3 separate regions of the Homo sapiens genome follow, and regions 1 and 2 are each linked to region 3. A link is a loop called in an ENCODE intact Hi-C map of the cell type or tissue named here. Cell type or tissue: PC-9. All regions are shown on one strand. Each heading gives the region's core, and the rest is flanking DNA. Links, peaks and the distances in the headings are about the cores only.

Region 1 (7,431 bases), core at 754-5,753, 91 kb before region 3:
CTAACAGGGGATCCTTGCTCAAGCTGCTTAGCTTTTCTATATCTGTGTTCTCGTCAGTAAAATAGAAATTGTAGGGCTGGGCGCGGTGGCTCACGGCTATAATCCCAGCACTTTGGGAGGCCGAGGCGGGCGGATCACGAGGTCAGGAGATCGAGACCATCCTGGCTAACACGGTGAAACCCCATCTCTACTAAAAATAAAAAATAAATTAGCCGGGCGTAGTGGAGGGCACCTGTAGTCCCAGCTACTCGGGAGGCTGAGGCAGGAGAATGGCGTGGACCCAGGAGGTGGAGCTTTCAGCGAGCAGAGATCGCGTCACTGCACTCCAGCCTGGGCAACTGAGTGAGACTCTGTCTCCCCCCCCCAAAAAAAATTATAATACGACCTACTATATTGGATTAAAAGTAGGATTTGTTAATACATGTAAAGCATTTAGTATAAGTGCTCAAAGGTTAACAATTATGATGACATAACTAAATTACAGGCATATATTTTATTATCAAGGCCCTGTTCTTGCCTCAAAATAGCTGTTCTGCACCCTAGACCAGGTATCTAACCTTTTAGTGTTTATTACCCCTAACAGTATATTTCTCCAAAGCACCATTACCAGTGACCAAGAAGAGAGACAAAATTGTCAAACCCTGGAAAGGCTTCCAAATTTTGATTGTAGTTCGGGATGCTGGAAAATCTTGAAAACACATTGGTGGCTGGGCTCAGTGGCTCACGTCTGTAATCCTAGCACTTTGGGAGGCCGAGGCGGGTGGATCACTTGAGGTTAGGAGCTCAAGACTAGTCTGGAGAACATGGTGAAACCCCATCTCTACTAAAAATACAAAAAAAAATTAGCCGGGTCTGGTGGCAGGCGCCTGTAATCCTAGCTTCTCGGGAGGCCGAGGCAGGAGAGTTGCTTGAATCCAGGAGACGGAGGTTGCAGTGAGCTGAGATCACGCCATTGCACTCCAGCCTGGGCAACAGAGCGAGACTCTGTCTCAAAAAAAAAAAAAAAAAGAAAAGAAAATACATTGGCAAATCAGAGCTCAGTGGTATCTTGGGAAAATATTTTCTAGAATTTATTTTTGATTCACAAAGATTTGAAGATAAAGTAGAATGTGTTGCTAAGGTCATTGCAAAACTAGTAAGCAATCTATAGTCGAGGTTCAGGCAGTCAGCAGCAGGCCTTTCCTCCAAGTGACTGATAAGGAAGAGTTGATGACAGAGTTCATCTCAAGGTATTGACATGACAATATAAGTGACTGCAGCCTTCAAATACTTCAAATTACAGAGATACTTTTTGAGGACGTGAACTCAAAATTAGGGTTTCTAGCGTCTGACATGCTGGAAATCCTAACAGCTTGTATTTGCTATGGTAAATTCACAATAAAAGAAGACGACCAGAGACATCCCTAAGAGGGATTTTCCTAAGAGCTGTTAGGTAATCCTGTTCTCTACAGTGGAATACTCAAAAGTGCTCTGGACAAATTCCCAAAGAAGCTGTTTTGAATTCTGTGACTTCAATAGCTGTTTGTCACCTTATATCTTGGGCTTTTTTTTTTTTTTTTGACGGAGTTTCGCTTTTGTTGCCCAGGCTGGAGTGCAATGGCATGATCTTGGTTCACTGCAACCTCCGCCTCCCAGGTTCAAGCGATTCTCCCGCCTCAGCCTCCCAAGTAGCTGGGATTACAGGCGCCTGCCACCACACCCGGCTAATTTTTGTATTTTTTGTAGAGATGGGGTTTCACCACATTGGCCAGGCTGGTCTCGAACTCCTGACATCAGGTGATCCAGCTGCCTCGGCCTCCAAAAGTCCTGGGATTACAGGTGTGAGCCACTGCGTCTGGCCTTACTGGGTTACTTTTTTTTTTTTTTTTTTTGAGACAGAGTCTTGCTCTGTTGCCCAGGCTGGAGTGCAGTGGTGTGATCTTGGCTCACTGCAACCTCCGCCTCCCAGGTTCAAGCAAGTTTCCTGCCTCAGCCTCAGCTGCACACCCTGTAGCTAGTATTATAGGTGTGTGCCACCAGGCCTGGCTACGTTTTGTATTTTTTGTAGAGATGGAGTTTCACCATGTTGGCCAGGCTGGTCCTGAACTCCTGACCTCAGTGAATTCAGAGAGATTAGTAGCTTGTCTAAATCACAATTTGTCATTGATGGAGCTGGAATGTGAACCTAGGTTTGTCTTCACTCCAAAACCCTGAACCACAGTAATGAGCTGTCTCTGTAAAGGGGTGTAACCGTGGTCTTCTGCTAGGGAAGTGATAATCGATCTTGATTATCTAGAGTGTGTGTACATTTGATCTAGTTAGGATATTCTTTTTACATTAGTATGATGACTGATTTAAATTTTGTTAAATTTTAAGACCCCTCTGGGGCCATTATTATAATTTAAACTGATTGCTAATTTGTATTATGAGTACAGTATAGACATTCCAAGGTCGGGTTGATTTAGTATCCATTACAAGACACAGACCTCCACTCTGTCTCTCTCAATCTCCACCTTCCTCTTTTCCTCCCCATTCCTTGTCCTACCCTTCAGTAGAGTAACTTTTAACTTATTCTTTTAGTATTAGGCTTGTTTTTCCTTTGAAAAGTTTGAGATACTTTAGAAATATAAAAAGATAGTCTCACAATAAACATTCATTTATTTTTCCCCCTCCCCCCAGCTTAATGAAAGCATCTTGTATACCCATTCTTTTCCCCAAGGGGTAGGACCTATCTCAGATCTGGTGTTTATTGTTCCTAGGCATTTTGATACAGTTGGGCACATCCATAAACAATATATAATGTGTTTGCATGTGTTTAAACTTTATATAATGGTTTCATCCTATACTTTTTTCCCTCTGAATATATTTGTGAGATTCATCCAATTGGATGTATGTAACTTTATTTCATTTAGTTCAACCTTTTTTTCCTACAAGTGACATTTAAAAGGACTTTGTTAATTGATGTTCTATGATGATGTACCTTCTACCTATGCATTTTTTGGATGATAAAACTAAATATATTTAGGGAATATTCATGATGAAAGCCTTATTGAAATTTGTTTTATAAATTTAGGATACTAGCTTTCAAAACAGTCAGTAATTAATAAATCCATGAATCTTAAAGACATTTAACCCATTTTCTTTTTGGTATTTTGTTACCAGCCCAGCATGGATAATCAGAGTAAGCCAGTTCATGTCTCAGGACTATATGAGAACTGGTTTGAGTCAGAAACAAAAAATCTTTAAAAGCCATTTTGCTTCATTGAAATTAGACTTCTGATTAGAAAGAGAAAAATGATGTTTGTATAAACACAATGTACATGGAGAATTCTGGTAACTGTCAAGCTAGTTGGGGCAGATGAACATGATTTTCAGGCAGGGACTGGATGGTATCTTGTGGTAAGCCCCAAAGCAAACACTGGCAGGTCTGCTTCCCTTACTTATCCTAACACAGGAATGTAATTGCCAGGGGGATGCTTTTGTATTGAGAAGGCCTTGATATTGTTCTCTTTATAAACACATACACACACACACAGAGAAAAACACCAGACACTTTACATTCTAAAGGCAGGCATCTTGATATCGTTCTCTTTACACACACACACACACACACACACGCACACACACACACACACACACACACACACACACACACCAGGCGCTTTGCATTCTAAAGGCAGGCATCTCTGTAAACTCTGAGATGGACTGGAGTCACACCCCAAGTTGCTGCCATAGCTAGGCCTGACTCCCTGGTCCAACTAGAATTTCCTCCCTGTGTTTCCTCAGAAAGACATTAATCCAGTGCCACTTAATATTTCAACGGTGAGTGTGATTTCTCCTGACTTGTTGACTTGTTTACCCACAGGCATCTTCTACCCTCACTCTTGGTGGCAAGTCATGGTGAGATGTGTGGCTGGAAGAACTCAATTTGGCCACAGCAGTGTCACCTCAGGTCAGAATACAGGATGTGGAATGGTCTCTTAAAAAAAAAAATGAGTGCTTTCTTTTCTGACTGTAAAGTTGGCCTCACCGTTTATTAGCTGTGTGACTTTGGGCAAGTTATTTAAGCCTTCAGTGCCTACATTTTTCTTTATTAGTAAAATGGCCCTAGTAAGAACTCTGCCTCACTGGTGGTGGTATTTAATCCTCACATTACATATTAAAAGATCTTAGGACTCTGCTTGGCTATGGTAGGTGCCTATTATTTTTATTATTATTATTAAAATAACTATTTTCCTTTGGTTGAACTTGAGCACAGTTGTGGCTTTACCCATAGTTACAGGAGAAATAGTCTGTGAACACTTTTTTTTTTTTTTTTTTTTTTTTGAGATGGAGTCTCGCTTTTGCAGCTCAGGCTGGAGTGCAATGGCACAATCTCGACTCACTGCAACCTCTGCCTCCCGGGTTCAAGCGATTCTCCTGCCCCAGCATCCCGAGTAGCTGGGATTATAGGCACCTGCCACCACGCCTGGCTAATTTTTTTGTATTTTTAGTAGAGATGGGGTTTCACCATGTTTGCCAGGCTGGTCTTGAACTCCTGACCTCAGTGATCCGCCTCTCTCGGCCTCCCAAAGTTCTAGGATTACAGGCATGAGCCACTGTGCCCAGCGCATGTTTTTTTCTTCCAATCTAATCATATTTTGAAGCACAGAGCTGAATATAGGCCTCTCATTTATACATAGGAGAAATCATCCATAATAGTGTTGAAATCTGATGTATTACTGAAAGCCTTTTTTTTTTTTTTAAAGTTTTGGGGACAAAGCCAGAAGTACAAGGGAATACAGTGTCCTTGACATGACATTACATTTATTTGAGAATCGGGCAGATTCTCTGCCATACTGATCGATAGTTTTTTTTTTTTTTTTAATTTTTATTTTTGGAGACAGTCTCACTCTGTCACCCAGGCTGCAGTGCTGTGGCATGATCTCGGCTCACTGCAACCTCTGCCTCCTGGGTTCAAGCGATTCTCCTGCCTCAACCTCCCGAGTAGCTGGGATTACAGGCGTGCACCACCATGCCTGGCTATTTTTGTGTATTTTTAGTGGAGATGGGGTTTCACCATGTTGACCAGGATGGTCTCGAATGCTTGACCTCGTGATCCACCCGCCTCAGCCTCAAAGTGCTGAGATTACAGGTGTAAGCCACCGCGCCCAGCCGATAGTTTTGTTTTTATTTTGTGAAATGCGAATCAAAGGCAGCACAGCAAACATACTAAAATAGATAGGTCTTTGAAACCAGGTTTACTTACTGTGTGACCTTGGGCAAGTTGTTTAACTTCTCTGTGCCTTGATTTCCTCCTCTGTAAAATGTGGATAATAGTCAGCTGGGCACAGTGGTGCACGCCTGTAATTCCAGCACTTTGGGAGGCTGAGGCGGGCGGATCACCTGAGGTCGGGAGTTGGAGACCAGCCTGACAAACATGGAGAAACCACATCTCTACTAAAAATATAAAATTAACTGGGCATGGTGGTGCATGCCTGTAATCCCAGCTACTCTGGAGGCTGAGGCAGGAGAATCGCTTGAATCCGGGAGGCAGAGGTTGCGGTGAGCCAAGATTGCGCCATTGCACTCCAGCCTGGGCAACAAGAGTGAAACTCCTTCTCAAAAAAATAAATAAATACATAAATAAATAAAGTGGATAATAGTTACATGTTTAAAATGTTGCAAGGCTTAAATTATTTTTAAAGTACTTAAAAAAATTGCCTGAACCATAGTGAACTCTCTCTGTGTTTGCTAGGCGTAGAAAAAAAATTAAAAATATATTCAGTCATCACTAGAACAACCTTATTTATGACAGTGGTGGAGTGGTGTCATCTTGTCACTGAACTCTAGCTATGGTGGGCTAGTTGCTAGAGGTTTGTGAGAAGAAACGTGTATATTAGTGCAGAAGAGTTCTAGTGCAGGAGACAGCAAATTTATTTAAAAAGCAATTACATTCACATTGTTGAATCAGTATGGGATGCGATGACTGTAGTTAACAGGACTACCTAGTTTGGGGGTTCCAAGAAGACTTCAAGAAAATAAAACTTCTAGGCTGAGACCAAAAGGAGGGATCAGAGCTTTCCCTGCTGAGAGTGGGGAAGAAGTATTCTCCAAGTGCAGGGAAAATGCATCTGAGAGGTCAGAGAGAGCACATCCTGTGGATGGAAAAATGGTGCTCAGGTGGGCCAGGGAATCTGCATTGAGGATAAGAATGGTGCTGTCGAGGGGGTGGGGGAGGGTCAAGAAGGCCCTTGGAAAGCAGGTTGAGGGCTTTACTCTAAGGACAGTAGGAAGTGATCGAAAAGTTTTGTGTAGGGGAGTGGTGTGAGTTGAATTGTTGTAGAAAGCTTTCTCGGAGTGCAGTTGTGCAAATGAATCGGAGGAAAGCAGGACTGGAGGTTGGGGGGTCAGTCATCCAGGCCAGAGACTTTGGTGGCAGAAGAGGAGTCAAGACTTAGCAGCTGCAGGCTATAGGGGGTGATTGGGTGTGGGGGCTGCCCTGACACCTCAGGTTCTGGTGTGGGCTGGTGAGTGCAGTTCACTGAGGTCCTGCCACAGCAGCAGCTTTTGTGGGAGAGAGGATGAGTTTTTGGTTTTGGATGTGGAGGGCAAGGTATTTCGTAGTAGCCAGGAGACATGTTCAATAGTGTGTTTCTTTTATGGGTGTGTATTTCAGGAATGGGGAATACAGCTGGAGATAAAGATTCTGGAGACACACCATATGGATGGGAAACGATGCCATGCAGCTGAATACCGAGGCTGCCGAGAGAGAATGTAGAGGGAGAAGGCAGGGAGAGGGTCAGGGCAAATCCGGAGGAACTCCATCTTTTAAGGGGTAGGTGAAAGAAGAACTTGAAATCTGAGAAACAGTAGCCATTGACAGAGAGATGGAAAACCAGGAGAGGGTCTCAAAAGCCAAGGAGAAAGAGTGTTCAGAGAGCAGGAGGGAGTAGACAAGGCCATGCCACAGAGAGGTCAAGTAGCTTGAGTCAAGGTGACATTGTGTTGGCCACACACTGTCATTGGTAATAGTGGGAGAGTAGTTTAGGTGGCCAAGCAGAACTGGGAGCCTGCTTGCAGAGGGCTGAGAAGGGAGTGTGAGGAAAGTCAGTGAACTTGGGTACGGATAGCTCTCCTAAATTATTTGGCCTGCCATCCAAATACTTCAAAACATTCAACCCTGTCTTCAAGCAGGCTTGACCCTGCTTAGCATCTGAGATCAGACAGGGTTGAATGTGTTCAGGGTGGTGTGGCTGTAGACCCAGATTACGTGGTCAGTGGGAGAGGAGGAGATGGAAGATTCAGGGGTCCATCTCAGAGCACAAAGTGTTTGTTTGTTTGTTTGTTTGTTTTGAGACGGAGTCTCGCTGTGTCACCCAGGCTGGAGTGCAGTGGCGCAATCTCAGCTCACTGCAAGCCCCGCCTCCTGGGTTCACGCCATTCTCCTGCCTCAGCCTCCCGAGTAGCTGG
Region 2 (7,431 bases), core at 1,363-6,362, 120 kb before region 3:
CTGAGCCAGCTCAGGTTTCTCTTCCTCTTCTCTTAAAGCCACTGGTCCCACTTGCATGAAAATCCATTAATCGATTAAGCCATGAATTTGTGAATTCATGAATGGACTAATCATTTCATGAGGGGAAGAGTTCTTAAGAGACTGTCACCTGTTAAAGGCCCTCTCAATACTGCCACATTGTGGATTACGTTTCAACATGAGTTTTGGAGGGGGCAAATATTCAAACCATAGCAGAGGCTTAGCAACCAAGAGCAGTACTAAGGACATAAAGAGTCCATGAAATTTATCCTCAATATACCAGTGAGTATTTATACCATCTTTTTTTTTTTTATTTTTATTATGACCATTTTTTTGAGACAGAGTTTCGCTCTTGTTGCCCAGGCTAGAGTGCAATGGCATGATCTCGGCTCACCGCAACCTCTGCCTCCTGGGTTCAAGTGATTCTCCTGCCTCAGCCTCCTGAGTAGCTGGGATTACAGGTGCACACCACCACACCCAACTACTTTTGTATTTTCAGTAGAGATGGGGTTTGTCCATGTTAGGCTGGTCTCAAACTCCCGAACTCAGGTGTCCCAAAGTGCTGGGATTACAGATGTGAGCCACTACACCTGGCCTATCCCCTCTTTATTTAAGCCCTTTAAATTCGCAGGGAGTACCTAATGTCAAATATCAGCAGTTTAGTTTGTTCAGGATTAATTATTTGTGTAGTTTTGATGACTATGTATTGAAAACAAGTGCTCCTTTTACTTCTGTGTGATTGCAAATACCACTGAAGTAGCCCCTAACTATATAGGGGCCGAAAATTGCCATTATCTAATCCATTGATCATCTAATCTATTGATAATGGCAATTTTCAGCCCCTATGTAGTTAGACAGATTGCAGTCTGTCCAATTTTATTTTTATTTTTTACACTTATTGAATTAGAAAAGCATGTCCATTTTTAAAGCAATGAAATATCTACTCCATATTTGTGCTAAGTATAGTTTTAAAATTAACTATCACAAATAAAACAGCAACAGCTTAGACTTCAGGGTAGTTTTCTTCCTAAGAAATTCCTAAATTTCTTAGGAATTCTCAATTTCTAAATTGCAAACCACAGTATAAATTCAGAAAATTCCACTTTAGATTTGAATACAGCTCCAGGAGAGGATGATTGTCTCTTTGTTATACTCTTTAGAGGTTTGTTTTTTTTTTAATCTGTCATTACATTCAGATTTTAAATTCAATAAACATACACGATATACATCTCTTTGGAGGTGACCAAAACAGACATTCCTCTTATTTCACACACACCAAGTAAGCCTACAGTTAATGTTGCTTTGATACTGATGAGAAACTCGTATTTTATGTTAGCAATTTCTACTTTTCTGTCTCTACTGAAAATTCTTCTGAAAAGAATTTTAACTTCTTTTCAAAGAATGCCAAAATAGTCTGGAAAAAAACCCAAAAATCCAAGAAAACAAAACCCCAAAAAACAACAAAAGTCTTAAGCTTTTGGCCGGGCGTGGTGGCTCATGCCTGTAATCCCAGCACTTTGGGAGGTGGAGGCAGGTGGATCACCTGAGGTCGGGAGTTCGAGACCAGCCTGACCAATATGGAGAAACCCCCGTCTCTACTAAAAATACAAAATTAGCCAGGCATGGTGGCGCATGCCTGTAATCCCAGCTACTCAGGAGGCTGAGGCAGGAGAATCACTTGAACCGGGAGGCAGAGGTTGTGGTGAGCTGAGATCGTGCCATCGCACTTCAGCCTGGGCAACAAGAGTGAAACGCCGTCTCAAAAAAAAAAAAAAAAAAAAAGTCTTAAGCTTTCATAAGCACATAATCAGATCTTTCCATCTTTCATGGGGACCGTTGATTGGTAAATTCTGTTTTATGTTACAAAAGAGCAAAGTGGCTGTGTTCTAATACAGTTCTAGTTTTGCAACAAAAGTCTTGTAAAATTTTATATTCTCATTATTAAACGTGGATTTTAAGGGGCAGCCTCCATGCCTTATGACAAAACTAAGTGATAAAGGAATGTGCTGGTCAATCTGTTTTATTGTATACTTGATACCTTTTATGGTTGCATTTCATTACCTGAAATTTGGGGAAAAAAGACTAGAAGCTTGGCTTTTAGGTCACTTTTTTTTTTTTTTTTGAGACAGAGTCTTGCTCTGTCACCCAGGCTGGAGTGCGGTGGCGCGATCTCGGCTCATTGCAACCTCTCCCTCCTGGGTTCAAGCGATTCTCCTGCTTTAGCCTCCTGAGTAGCTGGGACTACAGGCATGCACCACCATGCCCGGCTAATTTTTTTGTATTTTTAGTAAAGATGGGGTTTCACCACGTTGGCCAGGCTAGTCTGAAACTTCTGACCTCAGGTGATCCGCTCGCCTCGGCTTCCCAAAGTGCTGGGATTACAGGCGTGAGCCACTGCGCCCAGCTGCTTTTAGGTCACTTCTGATAGCCTTGTATTTCATTCTATTGCTTATGAGCTTTGTATTCTGCTTTTGTGTTTGTTTTACTTTTCAGTGAAAATAAATAAATAGCTCAAGTGGGATCTATGCTTTAGTTATGTAAAGAATAGATTGCAGCAACATGGAATCAGCTGGAGGCCATTATCCCAAGCGAATTAACGTGGAAACAGAAAACCAAATACAGCATGATCTCACTTATAAGAGGGAGCTAAACATTGAGTACACATGGACACAGAGATGGGAACAATAGACACGGGGTTTACTTGAGCGCGGAGGGTGAAAGGAGGGTGAGGAGCAGAAAACTACCTACCGGGTACTGTGCTCACTACCTGGGTGATGAAATCTTTGTACATCGAACCCCAGCAACACACAATTTACCCACATAACAAACCTGCACATGTACCCCCAAACCTAAAATAAAAGTTAGAAGGAAAAAAAAAAGAATAAAGAGAGAAGACTTCTTAGACTCCTTAATCATATTATTTTTGTTGTCTGGGTAAAGATGGCTGAGGCCTGATGGCCTGATAGACTGATAGAAAGACAGTTATGAATTTAGAATTTCTTCTCTTCTTTTGATCACTTCATTCAGCAAGTAACGAGAGACACATAAAACAAAATTCTAAGGACTAAGTTAAGCTCAATATTTAAAGTCCAAGAAAACTGTGAGTTAAAAACTGGATATTAGGCACTGAACAGGACAAGTAACATATTTCTTGTACTTTTAACTGCTTTTTCAAACAAATTAAAACGGATAGGAAGCTCTTGGGAAACTCTTTTCAGTCATTGCAAAAAAATAGCTCAACCTATCCTAATCTGGCAAAGATTTAGAGGGCCTAAATTCCTAAAAGCATTAGGGGATTTTTTTTCCCCCTAGTTCCCAAGTATGCTGTATAAGAGTAATTTCTGTGGCTGGTCACGGTGGCTCACGTCTGTAAATCTCAGCACTTTGGGAGGCTGAGGCAGGCAGAGCACCTGAGGTCAGGAATTTGAGACCAGCCTGGCCAACATGGCAAAACCCCGTCTCTACTAAAAATACAAAAATTAGCCAGGCATGGTGGCGCATGCCTGTAGTCCCAGCTACTCGGGAGGCTGAGGCAGAAGAATCGCTTGAACCCAGGAGGCAGAAGTTGCAGTGAGCCGAGATCGCACCATTGCACTCCAGCCTGGGCAACAGAGTGAGACTCAGTCTCAAAAACCAAAACAAAACAAAAGAATGATTTTTATTATACCAAATTCAGAGTTAAAACATCTTTATATTCATTTGATATACTCTATGAGTGCATTTGCAGCCTTTAAAAGAGACGGTTGCTTAAGCTGACACTGCAGAGCATTGCAAGAAGTGTTGATTAAAATCTCCACATTTGTTCTGAGTTTGTGAATTCCAAGGAGGTTGGCTAATAGCAAGTAGTGGCTCTTCCACAGCTACTCAGCCCTGGATCATGGCCACCTGTGTGTCATTCCTATGCAATGACTGTTGTTAATATTTTGGTGCATATCTTTCAAATCTTTTCCTTTCATTGTAGATATTTTTTAATTTGCAAAGTCGATCTCATAGCCTTACTTTCTATTTTATAATTTTTTTCACCAACAACATGTGATTGATTTTTTAAAAACCATGTTCAACACTGTAAGATTATTCATCATCTCTCCTAGTTATAACATAATTTATTAGTTTCCTGTTGTTGGACACTTAGGCTATTTTAAATTTTTGCCTAGTGTAAATATTGTTGTGATTCACATCCTTGAACTTAAATCTTTGGGTACAGCCTGATTATATTCTATAGATAAGTTTCTTGAAGTAATGTTACTGAGTCAAATGGCAAATGTTACCACCATGAGATAATCATTGGAAATAATCTGGTGCATATTTTTGCTCTGTTTTGAAAAATTAATGTGTATGTACACAAATGTAAGTTTATATAACCTTTTATTTATTTATTTATTTATTTATTTATTTAGAGACAGAGTCTCGCCCTGTTGCCCAGGTTGGAGTGCAGTGATACGATCTTGGCTCACCACAACCTCTGCCTCCCGGGTTCAAGCGATTCTCCTGCGTCAGCCTCCTGAGTAGCTGGGATTACAAGTATGTGCCACCACACACGGCTAATTTTTGTATTTTTAATAGAGACGAAGTTTCACCATGTTGGCCAGGCTGGTCTCAAACCCCTGACCTCAAGTGATCTGCCCACCTCAGCCTCCCAAAGTGCTGGGATTAGAGGAGTGAGCCACCATGTGCGGCCAGTTTATATAACTTTTATTTTATTTTATTTTATTTATTTATTTATTTTGAGACGGAGTCTCACTTTTGTTGCCCAGGCTGGAGTGCAATGGTGAGATCTCGGTTCACTGCAACTTTCACCTCCCTGGTTCAAGCGATTCTTCTGCCCCAGCCTCCCAAGTAGCTAGGATTACAGGCACACACCACCACCCCCAGCTAATTTTTGTATTTTTAGTAGAGACGGGGTTTCACCATGTTGACCAGGCTGGTCTTGAACTTCTGACCTCAGGTGATCCACCCGCTTCGGCCTCCCAAAGTGCTGGGATTGTAAGCATGACCCACTGTGCCTGGCCAACTTTTTATTTTTATTATTTATTTGGAGACAAGAGTCTCGCTCTGTCGCCCAGTCTGTAGTGCAGTGGCAGGATTTTGGCTCACTGCAACCTCCACCTCCTGGGTTCAAGAGATTCTCCTGCCTCAGCCTCCCGAGTAGCTGAGATTACAGGCGCATGCCACCACACCCAGCTAATTTTTGTATATTTAGTAGAGACCGGGTTTCATTATGTTGGCCAGGCTGGTCTCAAACTCCTGACCTCAGGTGATCCACCTGCCTCGGCCTCCCAAAGTGCTGGGATTACAGACGTGAGGCACCGCACCTGGCCTATATAACTTTTTTAAAAAGTTGTTGTGTTATGTATGGGGGGCTGTATTGAAGGTTTTTAAGCAGAGGAATGACATGATCTGATTTTCATTTTAGAAGAATCATTCTGGCTGCTATGCTTCAAATAGACTGCAGGGAGCAAAGATAGAAGAAAAGATAAAAGCAGGGAGTCTATTTCAGTAATCCAGGAGAGAGATAATAGTGGCTTGCAGCAGGAGACAGCAGTGGTGGGAGTGAATGGTGGTCAGATTCTGGATATATTTTTGCAGGAAGACAGATTGCACGTGGGGTATGAGAGAAAGAAAGGAGTTCAGATTAACTCCAAGTTTTTTAGATTTGAACAATGAAGGATGATGTTGACATCAAGTGACAGGGAAAAGGCTAAAGATGGAGCAGGTTTGGAAAGAGAAAAGAACAAGAGGTCAGTTTGGAGATAATAAGTTTGAGATATCAATTAAGTATCCACATGGAGATGTCCAGAAGGCTGTTGAATAGATGAGTCTGGAGTTCTGGAGTGAACAGGCAGGCATTAGAAATATAAATTTGGAAATTATTAGCATATGGATGGTTTGTAAAGCCAGGAGACTGAGTGAGATTACAAAGGGAGATACAGACAAAGAGAAGAGAACCAAGACTCAGAAGAAGGAGCATTTCAACATGAAGAGCACTTACCATGCACCAGGTAAGGTTCTATGTGCTTTGCATAGATTCTAGGTTGACTCGTTTAATGTCTAAAAGAACTCAGTGAAGAGGTATAGTTTAGTATAGAGGTTCCATTTAGCAGAGGAAGAATCAGAGGCACAGAAAGATTGTCAGTAAATGGATAAATTATTTCATGATATGAGTTGATAAATCAGTTTTACCTTCCTTATTGAATAATGCAAAGTTAATCTGAAATAAGTCATGTAAAATTTTTTTGCACAGGTTTTCTTCAGTATGTTTCAAAAATCTTAGTAGTACTAGAAGACATTTCAGTTATATTTTAAATAATTAGCATGACTAATCTGTTCAAAGTACTTTTCTTTCCAGCTGACAACACGTTTTAGGAAAGAAGATTGAAGGGGGTAAAGAAAAAATGCTTATGTTCAAATTAGAAAAAAGGAGAGCCATTTTTAGTGTTCAGCATTTCTAAAAGACACTGTCTTTAATTGCTTTCACATATATCTTCCTTAAGAACCATGCATTCTCTAATTATATTTAGGGATGGGAGAGGTAAATCAATAAAGAGAAATTGTCATTACTCCTACTACCTCACCCCATAATATATATTCAGAACTTCGCAAAGGGGCAGTTTCTAAGGCTATAACTTGTCCTTAACACAAATGTGCATTAGGCAGGGAAAGACAAAAAGCATGATGGTGGGGTAGTTCCTACAGAAGGCTTCCAGTTGAAAAAAATATTTCAAATCATCCCTTTGGTACTATGGATATTTTTATATCTTGAGACCAAGATACAGGATACATAAATTTGCAGTGCTCTCTTCTACCTTCTCCTCTTCCTTGGGAAAAAGGTTAATGTGAAAGGGGAGGTGGAAAAGGAGAATCTGCAAGACATTTTTTCAGGCAGATCAATTTTGGGAAAAAGGAGAAATAGAAGTTGAGGATCTGGAAATAAATTACCCATACCAGTTGTCCTTGGAAAGTCTTTACATATATTTGGGGATTCCTATAACTCAGGTTAAATACTGTTGTCTTAAATAACCCCAATATGGAGGGAGAAAAGAGAGTTATCTAAAAAAACCAGGAGTGATTGTAGAAGCATTCCTCTACTGAACACAAAATATGAGACAATGGACAGGTGTGTAAACTTACCTGATACTAGACAGCAGCATGACCCTTGAATAATAATACCAGGAAAAGCAGAATCCAGGATGAGTTTAGAGGTGTGAAAAATAACCAAAAATCCCCAGAAGAGTCTTTTCAAGGTCATGCTCTTACAGAAGAACAAAAACAAAAAGACTCTGTTCAGGGAAAGATGATGTAATATTGAAAAGATAACAGAGAAAGCAGAACTAACATCTCTTTTTTTCTGTTCTCTCAGTAACTATCTTCAAATGGAAAGGTTAAAAGAAGAACGGTCAAGAGTGAAACTAAAGC
Region 3 (7,431 bases), core at 1,695-6,694:
TCATTTTTGTATTTTTAGTAGAGATGGGGTTTCACCATGTTGGCCAGATGATCTCAATTTCTTGACCTTGTGATCTGCCCGCCTCATTCACCCAAAGTGCTGGGATTACAGGCATAAACCACTGTGCCCATTCCACTTTATCTTTAAAAGCAATTAGTTTAGTATTTTCTGAAATCCTAAATTGAATAATGGTGCAGCATAATATTAATAATTGGATATTCATAATTAAGACTGAGTCATTAAAATGTTAAAACTACATATGTCTATTTTAGAAGGCAAACAGTAATGTCAACTATTTTAAAATGTTTTCTGAATCTTAAGGGTAAGATGAGACTTTAGGTTTTAAGGGATAAAGTCATCTGTGTGTATGCTCAGCAATCCCTGTTGGTTTTGAGCCACCAGTTATATAAGTTCATACGCCTCATCTCTATGCTTAAATAGGCTGTATTAAGTATACAGTTCAACAAATAGTGTGTGCCTGCCACATGCCAAGCACTGTGCCACATGCTATAAAGATAAAGACATAAGTAGTGATTCATCCATTGGAGGAGATGGCTGAAAGAAGGCATGTAATTTCCAACATGCTTCGTGGTAATCAAGTGATTGAGAAATTCAGGGAAGGCATCTTGGAGAGGTGATATCTGGGCTGAGTTGAAGGATGAGCCTTAGCTATGTCTGGTTTCCTCCTTGAGGGGAAACTGTTGAAATTTCGAAAAGAGGGAAGGATATGTTTGCATAGCCCCTTCCTTTCCCCCCTACAATGTCCAGCTTTGTTCCTACTAAAGTGAATTGTTGGAGAGAGAAGTAGAGCAATTGCCAGTCTAAGAAAAAAAGTCAGTGTTTCCCTCCACACTCAAAGAAGTGTAATTTCTATGAATACACATGCCTCACCCTTTAAAAAGTCAAGATAGTTTTTTTTTTTTTTGAGATGGAGTTTCGTTCTTGTTGCCCAGGCTGGAGTACAGTGGCATGATCTCAGCTCAGCTGCAACTTCTGGCTCCCAGGTTCAAGCGATTTTCCTGCCTCAGCCTCCCCAGTAGCTGGGATTACAGGCACCTGCCACCATGCCTGGCTAATTTTTTTGTATTTTTTTTTTTTTTGAGATGGAGTCTTGCTCTGTTGCCCAGGCTGGAGTGCAGTGGTGTGATCTCAGCTCACTGCACCCCTGCCTCCTGGGTTCAAGCGATTCTCCTGCCTCAGCCTCCCGAGTAGCTGGAACTACACGCGGGTGCCACTATGTCCGGCTAATTTTTTTTGTATTTTTAGTAGAGACAGGGTTTCACCGTGGTAGCCAGGTTGGTCTCGATCTCCTGACCTTGTGATCTTCCTGCCTCGACCCCCCCATCGTGCTGGGATTACAGGTGTGAGCCACCGCGCCCAGCCAATTTGTTGTATTTTTAGTAGACATGAGGTTTCACCATGTTGGGCAGGCTGGTCTCAAACTCCTGACCTCGGGTGATCCACCCGCCTCGATCTCTGAAAGTGCTGGGATTACAGATGTGAGCCACCGCGCCCGGCCAGGACAGTGTTTTTGAGTGAGTAGTTTTTGCTGATCATGTTGCCACCCTTGACTCTGGAGGTGAAGAACTCAACCTGGGGAGTCAGATCTGATACAGTTAGTGGCTGCAACTGCTCTACTCACTTCTGCGCGTGTTCTCAGAGGAAAGGGCTGTGTGGTGTGTTGCTGCCAGAATTCCAGAGATGTTCTCTCTGGCATGGCAGGACATGTTGTACTTATCTGAGGTGGGCAGCTGTCCAGGAATCTAAGGACTTTTAAAATAGTGCTGTAGTGTTTATGTTGTTCTTTTAAAAGCCCTTCATATTGCGTTTACTTCTCTACATGTATTCTTTTATCAGATCATTGAGTTTCATCCCTAGCCTAAAATGGTTGCCCAGTTTCTCAGGATTCTGGCAAATAAGGGCAATTGGTTGAGACCCAGAGGTTCAGGAAAACTGCGGGGAAGCGGGAGTGCCAGGAGAGAGAAGGTGGAGCTTGCCTGATGGTGCACAAAAGGTGCCTGAGATGGAGCTGTTCCGCCTCCCTCTCATCCTGGGGGTGCTGGGGGCAGACTGGGCTGCTAAGGAGATGTGAGGAAGTGTCTTGTCCACGGCTGCACCCCTTTCCCCATTTGGGCAGGAAAGCCCTTTGCCTATGCAGACTCTTCAGGCTTTTGAGACCCTTTTCTTTTTCTGTTGTTTTTCTCTACCACAGACTTTACCCTTGTGAAAATACCAGGCCAGGGATCACTTCCTGGGTGACCTGCCCTGACCTTTTGCCCCTATAGGGAAGGTACTAAGCTGCTGCATACCAAAGGCTTTTGTTAGCATTTAGATGGTCGGTCACAGGCAAGACGTGATGCCTGCTCTCTCAGCCCTGGCCTGTGCTTTACTGCACCCCCTTCTCATCATCCTTTCATGCTCTCAAATCTCCTCCATAAGTTTTTGGACTTTTGACACGGATTTTTGTTCCAAACTATTAGGTTGGTACAAAAGTAATTGCGGTTTTTGCCACTTTTTTTTTAAATGGTCAAAACCACAATTCCTTTTTTTTTTTTTTTTTTTTTTTGATGGGGGGAGCCTTGCTTTGTCTCCCAGGCTGAAGTGCAGTGGTGGGATCTTGGCTCACTGCAACCTCTGCCTCTCATGTTCAAGTGATTATCCTGCTTCAGCCTCTTGAGCAGCTGGGACTATAGGCACTTGCTACCACACCCAGCTAATTTTTGTATTTTTAGTAGAGACGGGGTTTCACCTTGTTGGCCAGGCTGGGCTCGAACTCGTGATCTCACGTGATCTGTGCGAATTGGTCTGCCAAAGTGTTGGGATTACAGATGTGAGCCACCGCACCCAGTTGAAACCACAGTTAACTTTTGCACTTACCTAAATATTTTTTAAAAAGTGTTTCAGAGTATTACTAAAAGAATGTATGATGGTTAAAATGAGTTAAATGCATTCCACCTTTTAGGAGCAAATATGCTATTCTTTCTTTAGTATGCCCTAGGGCACTTGTCATCAAAGTATGGTCCCTGGTCCAGCATCACTTTAGGAACGTGCAAGAAATGCACATTCTCAGGCCCACCCCAGAACTCTACTGAGTCAGAAACTCTGTCAGCTGGTCTTTCATGAAACTCTCCAGGTGATTCTGAAGCAGGCTGAAATCAGAGCTACTGGCTTAGGGTGCTAGTGAAATCTTGGCTGGCAATCCTTTCCTTAGGGTTAGATCTGTCTGGACGTTGGATACACTCTAAATTGTTTCGTGATGACTGTGTCCCTGTCAGGAGGTTAAAATAGTGATGGAAAGCCTAAGCTTTGACTTCTCATTTCCAAAGGATTTGAGACTATAGCTGGTTTGTGTTAATGGAATAGGTTTAGTAGGATTTTTAGTGTTACTTACTTTGTATTTAATATTGCTTGTGAGTTCTTATAGGATAAGTACCTAAGGCATTAGATGCCATTAAAAAGATTATGCCTTTAGTTTCATCTTATTATATTTACAGTATTTTATATGGCATGTGAAGCTTGTTTTAATCAGTTCTTTTACAGTTTATGTGGATTTCTGTTGGCAGGCACATTCAGAATGGAGGAAATTCATCTTGAACTTATTTGTGAGAACATTTCTCAGTTTGGTTTAAAAGTTGTCAGTGACCTAATTTTATGAAGACTTTTTCCTCCTTGGAACTGACCTTTACAATTGGACAGCATTGCTTTTTCTTACAATTCTCTTTTTCCCGTAAGCCTGTTATTCAGTCAGATAGGGATGTCTTTGTAAAACCTGTTTTTCAGGAATGTACCGTTTGAGAGTTTAATTTACTGACTCAGAATCCTATAGAGATCACAGTCAGGAATAACTCAAATCAAAATTCTAAAATGAGTGAAGATTATCTTAGGCAGGAGGCCTGTCTCCTTCTTGGACCCCTTTCCCTGCAAGGCCTTGCCCCATGACTCAGTGTCCTCTCTGTTGGTGACTCATTATCATCTGTGGCCTTCCAGCCTTGTCATCATCAGATTCTACTTCCCTGTTGAAACTTACATTTCCTGAATTTCATATCCTTAGGGTGTATTCTCTGCTTCTGAGGAATCGGCCAACTCTGCTCTCTTCTTCCCCCTGACTGCCCCGCCCGACATACACACACCCACCCACACACACACAAGGGACCCTAGAATGTAACCAGCCCATTTAATTGTCTAATCCAGAGGAGTGATTCGATTATTGGGAATGTGTGCAGCTGAGTCTGCTGTTTCACTAGGGAAATATTTCGGGATGAGCCAAGGTACCTAGGATCAGCCTTTAGACCATGTCATGAAAATATTAGATGGTATAGCCTTGAAAACAAAGAACTGAAGAGAACTTAGGGAGACATATTTGACCACTTAATTTTTTTTTTTTTTTAAAAAGAGGAGTCCAGGCACGGTAGCTCACGCCTGTAATCCCAGCACTTTGGGAGGCCGAGGTGGGTGGATCTTGAGGTCAGGAGTTCAAGACCATCCTGACCAATGTGGTGAAACCCTGTCTCTGCTAAAATTACAAAAATTAGCCAGTCGTGGTGGCGGGCACCTGTAATCCTAGCTACTTAGGAGGCTGAGGCAGGAGAATCGCTTGAACCTGGAAGGCGGAGGTTACAATGAGCTGAAATCGTGCCACTGCACTCCAGCCTGGGTAACAGAGCAAGACTCTGTCTCAAAAAAAAAAAAAAAAAAGGAAATTGGAGCTCATTGAGGGTGGAGTTTCTACATCACTAAATAAGGTTGTGACAGAGATGAAAATAGAATCTTTCACATCTTCTAGTATCCTAACGACATTATGCCTTACCTTTTTCTCTTTGTAAGACATAATATTTTTCCTTCCACCTTTGAACATTAGTGAAATGGATATGTATCTTATAGTTGCTATCCACCAGGCAGCAGTCATGAAACGGACATGAGGTTACTTCTCTTTTACTCTTTGGACAACTGTAGCTCCTCAGTATTTCAGTCCACAGACCACTTAAGGAAGAAATATGAATGCTGGTGGTGGTTTGAAAACCTTCCGTTGAGACCTGGTTAGGTCAAGGAAGTGCTGGTATCAGTATCCAAAGAGTGGGTGCCTGCCATCATCTTGGAAGAAAATCCTGGATACAAGAATGGAGCTCCTTAAGAGCACCCTTTGAAGAAATGATGCATCTCCAGTATTTTCAGTGGCACAGAGGAAAAATATGTGTGGTGATACGGTTTGGCTCTGTGTCCCCACCCAAATCTCACCTTGAATTGTAATCCCTATGTGTTGAGGGAGGGACCTGGTGGGAGGTGATTGGGTCATAGGGCCAGTTTTCCCCATGCTGTTCTTGTTATAGTGAGGGAGTTCTCACGAGAGCTGATGGTTTAAAAGTGGCAGTTTACCCTGAACTTGGTTTCTCTCCTGCCACCATGTAAGACGTGCCCTTCTTTCCCTTCCCTTGTGCCAAGATTGTAAGTTTCCTGAGACCTCTGCAGCCATGTGGAACTGTGAGTCAGTCAAACATCTTTTGTTTATAAATTACCCAGTCTCAAGCAGTAACTTCATAGCAGTGTGAAAACAGACTAATTCATGTGGGAAAAACCAGATTTTGATGACTGAGATGAAAAGTGATTCAGAGGAGTTGGACTTTGAAGAAGTTTTAGAAATATCTTAACAAAAGTAGTTTGCTTACTTCTTTATGCACAAGAGGGATACATGATGAAAACATACCTTTCAAAGAGCTTTTTCAATGTATATAAAAGTGCTAAGTGTTAAGCTATTATTTCAAGATTAGCAGGATTTTTTTGTGGTAGGATATAAAATAATGGAGTGTTTTACAGTTGGTGGTGATTAGATTCAATGATATATATATTAAGTTGGTGGTAGAGATTGTGTTAGATATTCAAGAAAATGCCAATGTAGTGGGAAAATATGGTTTCGAAGCTGTGGCAGCCATGGGCACCTCTCAGATAGAGGAAGGAGGAGTGACATTGACTATCAGGCCCAGCTGCTCTGTGGTACAGTTGTGTTAGTGTGAAAGCCATGCCTCCCACGTTCTGCCTATCTTTGTCTGTTTTCTGTTGCTTATAACAGAATACCTGCAACTAGGTAAATAAAAGGAATTTGTTTCTTACAGTTATGGAGGCTGAGAAGTCCAAGAGTGGGGGACCCAGGTCTCTCTTCCTTTTTCTTTCTATAAAGTCACCAGTCTACTCCTGTGATAACCCATTAATCCATTAACTCATTAGGCTGGGAATGGTGGCTTACACCTGTAGTCCCAGCACTTTGGGAGGTGAGGCACGAGGATTGCTTGAGCCCAGGAGTTCAAAACCAGTCTGGGCAACATAATGAGACCCCATTTCTGCAGGGGCAGGGGGAAGCCAGGTGTGGTGGTGGCACGCATCTGTAGGCCCAGCTACTTGGGAGGCTGAGGTGCGAGGATTGCTTGAGCCTGGGAGGTTGAGGCTGCAGAGAGCTATTATTGTGCCACTGCACTCTAGAGTCTGGGTGATAGAGTGAGACCCCATCTCAAAAAAATTAATAAAATTCATTAACCCATTAATTCATCAGTGGATGAATCCATTCATCTTTTAAGGCCCCACCTCTCAATAATGCCAGACTGGGGATTAAGTTTCAACTTGTTTGAATGTCCCAAGCCTTCTAACGGCAGCCTTGTTAGACTTACCCCAGAATGGCACTGCAGCCTCACCCACACACACAAACACACAGACACATCCACCCACCCACACTCACACCCACACCCATACACATACCCACCCACTTCCACCCGCACACCCACCCACCTGCCCCCACCCTCACACCCATACACACCCACCCATCCGGCTTGCTTTCCTTCCCTGTCTCCTTCCCCTGGGTCAGACCTGCATCACTGTCTGATGGCCCCTCCAGTCTTCCCTGGCTCCCTCCCCATTTTCTCTCACAGATGTTTCCCCTAATAAATTTCTTGTGTGTCTCATCCTGTCTTGGTGTCTGCTTCTTAGAGGACCTGGACTAACAAAAATGAACCATTTGGAGTAAAAGATTCAGGGTACTTAGCATTGTCATTCATCGGTTGCTATTATCACTATAAGCAGAAAATGTTGCTTTTATGTAGAAATGCTGTTCTTTAAATTATCTAAATTTATAGGAGAATCCCACTTCATTTATAAATATTTTGAGTGCCTACTATGAGCCACCGTGTTCTCACACCTGAGGATACAATGAGGAAACCCTTGTCCAGAGTGCTCAGCTAGTGGCCGCCTGGTAGAGAATGAGTTCCCAAGAGTTTTTCAACCCTGCAGCCCTTGTTTTTTACTGTTGACTGCCACTTTTTTCTCTTAACCCGTGCATCACAGATGGGCTGGAAAGAAAAGCTTTTGTCATTGATTAAAGCCATTCTTTTCTGAATGTTTCTTTTCTTCTCTCACATTTTTTCTTTTTCTTTTCCTTTTCCCTTAAGT

What was found. A loop is a pair of places that touch in the nucleus more often than their neighbours do. Peaks named below come from ENCODE experiments on the same cell type or tissue, not always from the same donor. Only the 100,000 strongest peaks of a DNase experiment are listed, where the experiment ranks them.
Region 1: a loop joins it to region 3, with 7 times the contacts of the local background. A loop is called at or near these places in 41 of 110 quality-filtered maps.
Region 2: a loop joins it to region 3, with 9 times the contacts of the local background. A loop is called at or near these places in 4 of 110 quality-filtered maps.

What each region holds. Positions count from the first base shown.
Region 1 is chr4:147,738,196-147,745,626 of GRCh38, forward strand. All of the region lies in intron 1 of ARHGAP10 (Rho GTPase activating protein 10), which reads left to right. It also overlaps the pseudogene RNA5SP165. Among named protein-coding and RNA genes, the nearest start is that of ARHGAP10, 9.8 kb to the left of the region's middle. RefSeq lists enhancers at 1-588, 3,713-3,762. In PC-9, for the core only: no CTCF peak of the experiment used is centred there; DNase peaks (open chromatin) are centred at 3,396 and 3,806; H3K27ac peaks cover 1,237 bases.
Region 2 is chr4:147,710,807-147,718,237 of GRCh38, forward strand. No RefSeq gene overlaps it. Among named protein-coding and RNA genes, the nearest start is that of ARHGAP10, 18 kb to the right of the region's middle. RefSeq lists an enhancer at 7,427-7,431. In PC-9, for the core only: no CTCF peak of the experiment used is centred there; DNase peaks (open chromatin) are centred at 3,865 and 4,185; H3K4me3 peaks cover 385 bases; H3K27ac peaks cover 1,674 bases.
Region 3 is chr4:147,827,970-147,835,400 of GRCh38, forward strand. The region is part of intron 3 of ARHGAP10 (Rho GTPase activating protein 10); the gene reads left to right. Among named protein-coding and RNA genes, the nearest start is that of MIR4799, 49 kb to the left of the region's middle. RefSeq lists an enhancer at 3,438-4,637. In PC-9, for the core only: no CTCF peak of the experiment used is centred there; DNase peaks (open chromatin) are centred at 3,242 and 3,982; H3K4me3 peaks cover 543 bases; H3K27ac peaks cover 3,971 bases.